Linked DNA regions of Homo sapiens: region 1 is linked to region 2. The links are chromatin contacts, found by Hi-C or POLR2A ChIA-PET in ENCODE. All regions are on one chromosome and are shown on one strand. Each heading gives the region's core, a stretch centred on a gene start or an enhancer-like site at or near the end of the contact. The rest is flanking DNA. Distances are from core to core; before and after follow the strand shown.

The links. Hi-C counts contacts between places; a loop is a spot of excess contacts on that map. ChIA-PET counts read pairs that join two places held with the same protein, here RNA polymerase II (POLR2A). Pooled maps may share reads with other maps.
Region 1: a map of naive thymus-derived CD4-positive, alpha-beta T cell shows a loop between it and region 2 (3-fold over the local background). The contact joins two enhancer-like sites. A Hi-C loop is called at or near these places in 1 of 168 maps with a recorded cell type or tissue (naive thymus-derived CD4-positive, alpha-beta T cell) and 9 of 50 pooled maps. POLR2A ChIA-PET finds 5 or more read pairs at or near these places in 20 of 52 experiments (AG04450, B cell, CD4-positive, alpha-beta T cell and 15 more).

The regions. Positions count from the first base shown.
Region 1 is chr17:42,311,486-42,315,134 of GRCh38, reverse strand. It overlaps STAT5A (signal transducer and activator of transcription 5A), which reads right to left. Exons shown (of 19, transcript NM_001288718.2): 19 at 3,192-3,649. STAT3 (signal transducer and activator of transcription 3) reads left to right here. Exons shown (of 24, transcript NM_139276.3): 24 at 1-1,811. Among named protein-coding and RNA genes, the nearest start is that of STAT5A, 25 kb to the right of the region's middle. RefSeq lists silencers at 2,353-2,512, 2,633-2,732, 2,803-2,942. Within about 2 kb of position 2,399, at least 29 of the 41 ENCODE cell types and tissues checked have a DNase peak (open chromatin) inside an H3K27ac peak, as active enhancers do; they include CD4-positive, alpha-beta T cell and CD8-positive, alpha-beta T cell, where a contact is called at or near this core.
Region 2 is chr17:42,247,246-42,250,980 of GRCh38, reverse strand. All of the region lies in intron 1 of STAT5B (signal transducer and activator of transcription 5B), which reads left to right. Among named protein-coding and RNA genes, the nearest start is that of STAT5B, 27 kb to the left of the region's middle. Within about 2 kb of position 2,205, at least 31 of the 41 ENCODE cell types and tissues checked have a DNase peak (open chromatin) inside an H3K27ac peak, as active enhancers do; they include CD4-positive, alpha-beta T cell and CD8-positive, alpha-beta T cell, where a contact is called at or near this core.

The DNA of each region.
Region 1 (3,649 bases), core at 1,150-3,649, 64 kb before region 2:
CCTGTAATCCCAGCACTTTGGGAGGCCGAGGCGGATCATAAGGTCAGGAGATCAAGACCATCCTGGCTAACACGGTGAAACCCCGTCTCTACTAAAAGTACAAAAAATTAGCTGGGTGTGGTGGTGGGCGCCTGTAGTCCCAGCTACTCGGGAGGCTGAGGCAGGAGAATCGCTTGAACCTGAGAGGCGGAGGTTGCAGTGAGCCAAAATTGCACCACTGCACACTGCACTCCATCCTGGGCGACAGTCTGAGACTCTGTCTCAAAAAAAAAAAAAAAAAAAAGAAACTTCAGTTAACAGCCTCCTTGGTGCTTTAAGCATTCAGCTTCCTTCAGGCTGGTAATTTATATAATCCCTGAAACGGGCTTCAGGTCAAACCCTTAAGACATCTGAAGCTGCAACCTGGCCTTTGGTGTTGAAATAGGAAGGTTTAAGGAGAATCTAAGCATTTTAGACTTTTTTTTATAAATAGACTTATTTTCCTTTGTAATGTATTGGCCTTTTAGTGAGTAAGGCTGGGCAGAGGGTGCTTACAACCTTGACTCCCTTTCTCCCTGGACTTGATCTGCTGTTTCAGAGGCTAGGTTGTTTCTGTGGGTGCCTTATCAGGGCTGGGATACTTCTGATTCTGGCTTCCTTCCTGCCCCACCCTCCCGACCCCAGTCCCCCTGATCCTGCTAGAGGCATGTCTCCTTGCGTGTCTAAAGGTCCCTCATCCTGTTTGTTTTAGGAATCCTGGTCTCAGGACCTCATGGAAGAAGAGGGGGAGAGAGTTACAGGTTGGACATGATGCACACTATGGGGCCCCAGCGACGTGTCTGGTTGAGCTCAGGGAATATGGTTCTTAGCCAGTTTCTTGGTGATATCCAGTGGCACTTGTAATGGCGTCTTCATTCAGTTCATGCAGGGCAAAGGCTTACTGATAAACTTGAGTCTGCCCTCGTATGAGGGTGTATACCTGGCCTCCCTCTGAGGCTGGTGACTCCTCCCTGCTGGGGCCCCACAGGTGAGGCAGAACAGCTAGAGGGCCTCCCCGCCTGCCCGCCTTGGCTGGCTAGCTCGCCTCTCCTGTGCGTATGGGAACACCTAGCACGTGCTGGATGGGCTGCCTCTGACTCAGAGGCATGGCCGGATTTGGCAACTCAAAACCACCTTGCCTCAGCTGATCAGAGTTTCTGTGGAATTCTGTTTGTTAAATCAAATTAGCTGGTCTCTGAATTAAGGGGGAGACGACCTTCTCTAAGATGAACAGGGTTCGCCCCAGTCCTCCTGCCTGGAGACAGTTGATGTGTCATGCAGAGCTCTTACTTCTCCAGCAACACTCTTCAGTACATAATAAGCTTAACTGATAAACAGAATATTTAGAAAGGTGAGACTTGGGCTTACCATTGGGTTTAAATCATAGGGACCTAGGGCGAGGGTTCAGGGCTTCTCTGGAGCAGATATTGTCAAGTTCATGGCCTTAGGTAGCATGTATCTGGTCTTAACTCTGATTGTAGCAAAAGTTCTGAGAGGAGCTGAGCCCTGTTGTGGCCCATTAAAGAACAGGGTCCTCAGGCCCTGCCCGCTTCCTGTCCACTGCCCCCTCCCCATCCCCAGCCCAGCCGAGGGAATCCCGTGGGTTGCTTACCTACCTATAAGGTGGTTTATAAGCTGCTGTCCTGGCCACTGCATTCAAATTCCAATGTGTACTTCATAGTGTAAAAATTTATATTATTGTGAGGTTTTTTGTCTTTTTTTTTTTTTTTTTTTTTTGGTATATTGCTGTATCTACTTTAACTTCCAGAAATAAACGTTATATAGGAACCGTCTGATAGCATGGCAGCTCTGTTTGGCTGGTGGAGGCTTCCTTTTCCCCTGCATAAGTTCTGAGGGGGCCTCACACACAGGTGGGGCCTGGGATAAGGGCCGGAAAGGGTCTTGAGAGGAGGTGGTTGCCTTAATCCCCCCCGCCAACCCCCTTATGTTAGCCACCAGCCCGGAGGTAAGGGGTGCCTGGAGGAGCAGGAGGTCAATAGTCCAACGGCAGAAAGGTGTCAGAGTGGAGGCCTCCCTCCCCGGCCCCCTCCTACCCCCCAGAGCGGCCTCGTCCTGTCTGGGGTCAGATAAGCCACCTAAGCGGGGTGGGGGGTAGATACTCCCACCGCACCAAGGCCTCCCCTTCCACAGTTGGCTCCTTTATCACTTTCCCTTCAGTTCACCCAGCGGGGACAACACGCAGACACCCGGTGGTGGCTGCAGGGCCCCCGGCAGCCAGCGGTGATAATGCAGGGAAAGGCGCCCCAACCTCAGCTACGCGGGCGCCCACAGGGCTTCTCCCCACCCCTACACGTGCCCCAGCGCCCTGGAGACCGCGCCTGGGAGCTACGAGCGAGCACCTTCCCTCGCAGAGATGGATCAGATTAGCCCCCTGGGGCGGTGGCACCTGCCCGTCCCCTCCCCTCCTCTCTTCTCCCACCCCCGCCTTCCCCCTGCTCTGGGCCCCCTGCACCTCCCTCTTGGGGCCCACGCGCCGCCCCTCTCCCTCGCTTGAGCTCTGAGCTCAGAAGGAACCTGCCCGCAAACCTGGCTCCCAGCCCCGCCCAGGGAGCGCGCGTCCCTGAGCCCAAGGGCCCCAGCGACAGCAGGGACTGGCTGCAGCCGGCAGTGCGGGGGTCCAGCCGGGGCGAGCCGGTCCCGCTTGCTGCACCTCCGCCTCGCACAGTCGCCGGCAGCCAGCTGAAAACAGCGCAGCCGCGTGGTGCCACCTGCTGGTCTCTGGGAAGGAGGAGGATGGGACGGTTGTTGCGGCTCTGGGACTGCCCCTGGCCCCGAGGGTTGAGAAGCATCTTGGCGCCGGGCCCTCAGCCGCCAGCTTCGAGGCTGCTGGGAGCAGCAGCTGCTAAGGAGAAGCCTGGGTCAGAGTTCTGCCCACCCGCGCCCATCTCCATCATTTCCCCAAACCTCGAGTCCCCTGCTTTTTAAGGAATCTGTGCCCCCTAAACTGGCTCCTTACCCTTCTGAGAAGCATTGACAGTATTCCAGGGGTGGCCAGCACCCTGAAAACCACAGCAAAGCGGGCAGAGTTAAAATTTAAGACTAAAAATGACAGCATCAGGCATGCACGCGGGAAGGAACAGAACAACCAGCTCCAGGGGTTCCCATCACCCAGGGAGGCCACCAACGCCCCAACCAGGAGCCATAGCAGCAAATTTATGAAAAAAATATTTTATTCCAAAACACTGTTTACACAAATGTGTGGTCTTTGTACAAAGTACAAAAAAACCCCTCTTCTCATCCCCACCTCCCTTCAGAGAAGTTTAAACCTTGGGCTCTCAATCTTCCATGGTCAGCTGCCCCTGACTGCGAGTCCTACAGCCTCAGAGGGAGGAGCGTGTGGGGTTGGGAGCAAGGCCTCACCAGAACACAGCCAGTTACGCAACAGCGCAAGGCCTGCTCCAGGCCCCACCTCCAGCGGAGTCAAACCAGATCAGCTTTTACCCCTCACTCCAGATTCCACAGGCACGCAGCACATGGCTGATTTGCAGCTTGTCTTTCACTGCAGTTTTTTGTTTTTGTTTTTTCCAGGAGGCAAGAGGACCAACCCTCCAAGTCCCGGGGCCCCTGTCCACCCACCATATCCTAGACCCAATCTTTTCTACCTCTTTGT
Region 2 (3,735 bases), core at 956-3,455:
TATCACTGTCAGGAGAAACTCATTTGACTAGCTGATGATTTTTTTTTTTTTTTTTTTGAGACAGAGTTTCCCTCTATCACCCAGGCTGGAGTGCAGTGGCATGATCTCCACTCACTGCATCCTCCGCCTCCTAGGTTCAAGTGATTCTCCTGCCTCAGCCTCCCGAGTAGCTGGGACTACAGGTGCCTGCCACCACGCCTGGCTAATTTTTTGTATTTTTAGTAGAGATGGGGTTTCACCATGCTAGCCAGGATGGTCTCGATCTCCTGACCTCATGATCCGCCCGCCTTGGCCTCCTAAAGTGCTGGGATTACAGGCATGAGCCACCGCGCCCGGCCTCGTGATGATTTTCAATAAGTAAACCACTGTGGTTCACAGCCTGAGCTCCGAAGGTGGACAAAACTCCTTGAATATTTATTACTACTACTGTTATTATAATTCTATTACTACTGCTGCTAGTACTTTATTTTTCTCATTTCCCATGCTTATTCCTTTGCTATTATTTAAGGTTTGGTGATGAAGTATAGGAAGGGCTTGGAAATGAAGTCATTTATTTTGTTTCCAACACAAAACAGTTTCTAGTGTGGGTGTGTGGGTGGCTTAATTTAACATAACAAACTAATACGTTTTTCCTTGAACTCCATACTATCTTCATTTCAAACTAGGTATTCTCAGAGTGGGGTTAAAATACTCTCCATCATCAAAGCCCAGACATTTTAGAACAAGAGCTTGTCTCACAAAAAGCCTGGTGTCTCTGTTGCCACCACAACCTGAAACTAACGAGTTAGAAACCACATAGAGCCAACGACATGGGGTAGGAGCTCGTAACATTTTCTCGCAAGTTTTGTGTAGATAGTTAAGCCGGGAACCGATCTGGTTGAGAAAAATGTTTAAAATCATCATTTTCCCTTCCTTCTCCTTCACTTTTATACTCAAAAGGGTCTAATTTTGCTCCTCTGGGAAGATTGAATGCGTAGGCTTTCATGTAGTTTAACACTCTCTTAATTTAAAGAAGTCTGGGTTTGGTGCAGTGGCTCACGCCTGTCATCCCAGCACTTTGGAGGGCCGAGGTGGGTGGAGCGCTTGAGTTCAAGAGTTCGAGACCAGCCTGGGCAACATAATGAAGCCCCGTTTCTACTAAAAATACAAAAAATGAGCCAGGCATAGTGGCACACACCTGTGGTCCCAGCTACTCAGGAGACTGAGACAAGAGGATTGCTAGAGCCTGGGAGGCAGAGGTTGCAGGGAGCTGAGATCACGCCACTGCACTCCAGCATGGGTGACAGGGTGAGACCCTGTCTCAAAAAAAAAAATTATATTTTCTATCCTCTTCCCCTTTTTGTTATGTGTTTTACAGTCTTTTCTCCATGTCTAATCTAAGAAACTTATATATTCATTGTATATATATCTACTGGTTGTCAGCATTGAACCTTGCCTGTGCCCTAGCATGTTGCAGAATGACTGACTTGACTTTATTTTGAGAATAAGTTCAAAATTTATTCTTTTTTTATCAGTTGACTAGGGACCTTATCTGTTGTTGCATTTATTATCTCTAAAATACCATCTTCTTTTTCTTTTTATTTTTTTTGAGATAGAGTCTCACTCTGTTGCCCAGGCTGGAGTGCAGTGGTGCAATCTTGGCTCTCTGCTACCTCCACCTCCCAGGTTCAAGCAATTCTCCTGCCTCAGCCTCCCGAGTAGCTGGGATTACAGTCACGCGCCACCACACCCAGCTAATTTTGTATATTTTTGGTAGAGACGGGGTTTCACCATGCTAGCCAGACTGGTCTCAAACTCCTGACCTCAAGTGATCCACTGGCCTTGGCCTCCCAAAGTGCTGGGATTACAGGCCTGAGCCACCTCACCCAGCCTACCATCTTATTTTTAGATGGAGACTTCTGGACATTGGTATAAAATCTGGATGGTTCCAGTCCTGACCTTTTCTTCATGTTTAATCTCACCTTCCTAACACTTCCACCACGTTGAAAAAGCGTAGCTCCATATGATCTTACTGCCCTTCGTTCAGTCAAGCGAGACACTGACATTGTGTAGATTCTGGGTCTCACATTTGCTTTGTTTTTATCTGGAGCTTTACTGGAAACTAAATGCTATTGCGTACTAGCTGCAGAAGCAGGAGGGGAAGTTGGCAAGAATTCGCTGCTTTCTGTTTGGTCTGTCTGAGGCAGCTGACCTTTTGGAAGGAAATCGCTGCTCTTCGCTTCTTCCGGTAACAGTGCCGCCTGTGAAAGAACACATACACAGAAGGGCTCTGCCGTTATCCTGGCTGATGCCTTGCAGCATAAGCTGTTAGTTAAGAGGTGGGAGCCTTTCAGTGCATCTGTTGTGTGCTGTAGGAGCATGCACTCAAGTTCCTACACCATGCTAAGTTGTGTGTAGATCTACTATTAGAGGTATAGTGAGAGACGGTCTGTTACCAGAAAAAGTAGGTTGCTTTAGCAAAAGTAATTGCATTTTATTTACTCCCACTATGAGTGCTGTAGTAAATGTGGACAATTATTTTGTGCACAATTTTAGTTCATCTTAATGTTAAATGTCCTGGTAATTGCTTTTTATACCTGGATAACCGTTGTTGTTTTTTTTTTTTCCCCAGCAGGACAAACATTTTGATTTGCTAAGACATGAGCTCTTATTAAATGTCATTTCTTCTCAGAATTAGAATAAGATTTTTTTTTTTTTTTTTTTTTTTGGACAAGATCTTACAATGTCACCCAGGCTGGAGTGCAGCGACACAATCACGGCTCACAGCAGCCTCAAACTCCTGGGCTTAAGCAGTTCTTCTGCCTGTCTCCTGAGTAGCTAGAACTACAGGCATGCGCCACCACACTGGGCTAATTTGTAAATTTTTTGTAGAGATGGAGTCTCACTATGTCGCCTAGGCTTGTTTCAAACTCCTGGCCTAATCAGTCTTCCCATCTCGGCCTCCCAGAGTGCTGGGTTTACAGGCATGAGCCACTGTGCCTGGCCCAGAATTATCTTCTTCTTTTTCTCATACATTTTTTTTTTTTTTAGAGAATGAGTCTGGCTCTGTCATCCATCTGGCATGCAGTGGCGCAATCATAGTTCACTGCAGCTACTAACTCCTAGGCTCAAGTGATTCTCCCACCTCATCCTCCCAAGTAACTAAGACTACAGGTGTGCGCCACCACACGCTACTACTTTTTGTTTTGCTTTCTTTGTAAAGACAGAGCCTTGATATGTTGCCCAAGCTGGTCTTGAACTCCTGAGCTCAGGTGATCCTCCTGCCTCAGCCTCCCAAAGTGCTGAGATTACAGGTGTGAGCCACTACACCTGGCCAAGATTTAGCTTCTTAACAAACCTGCTACTCGTTGGATCCACTTTTTCTGCAGGACTTGTTTTACTTAAACACAGGTAGTAGGACACCCCACAACTTGGGATTATTTTTGGAAAGCTGTAGTTGGGTTTCATATCACCCAGTAAGCAAACAAGGGAACTAACCAGCTGATGAAGCGTTTCTCTCTTAAAAGAGGAGATTTCAGTTTTGTATTGTTTTAACTAAAACATATTCAGTTCAGTTTTTATTTTGTTATTTGAAATGACATATTCAAGTTATGTCTAAGTAAAAATGAAACATTTTAATTCATGGCAAATTAAGAGAACACAGCTACCTGGAAAACGGGGCAAACTGCCATATCCTTCTGTATTTAGTTTTGGTTCGGTGGATAGGTGTGCTTTTCTAAGGTATTATTGGTCTCT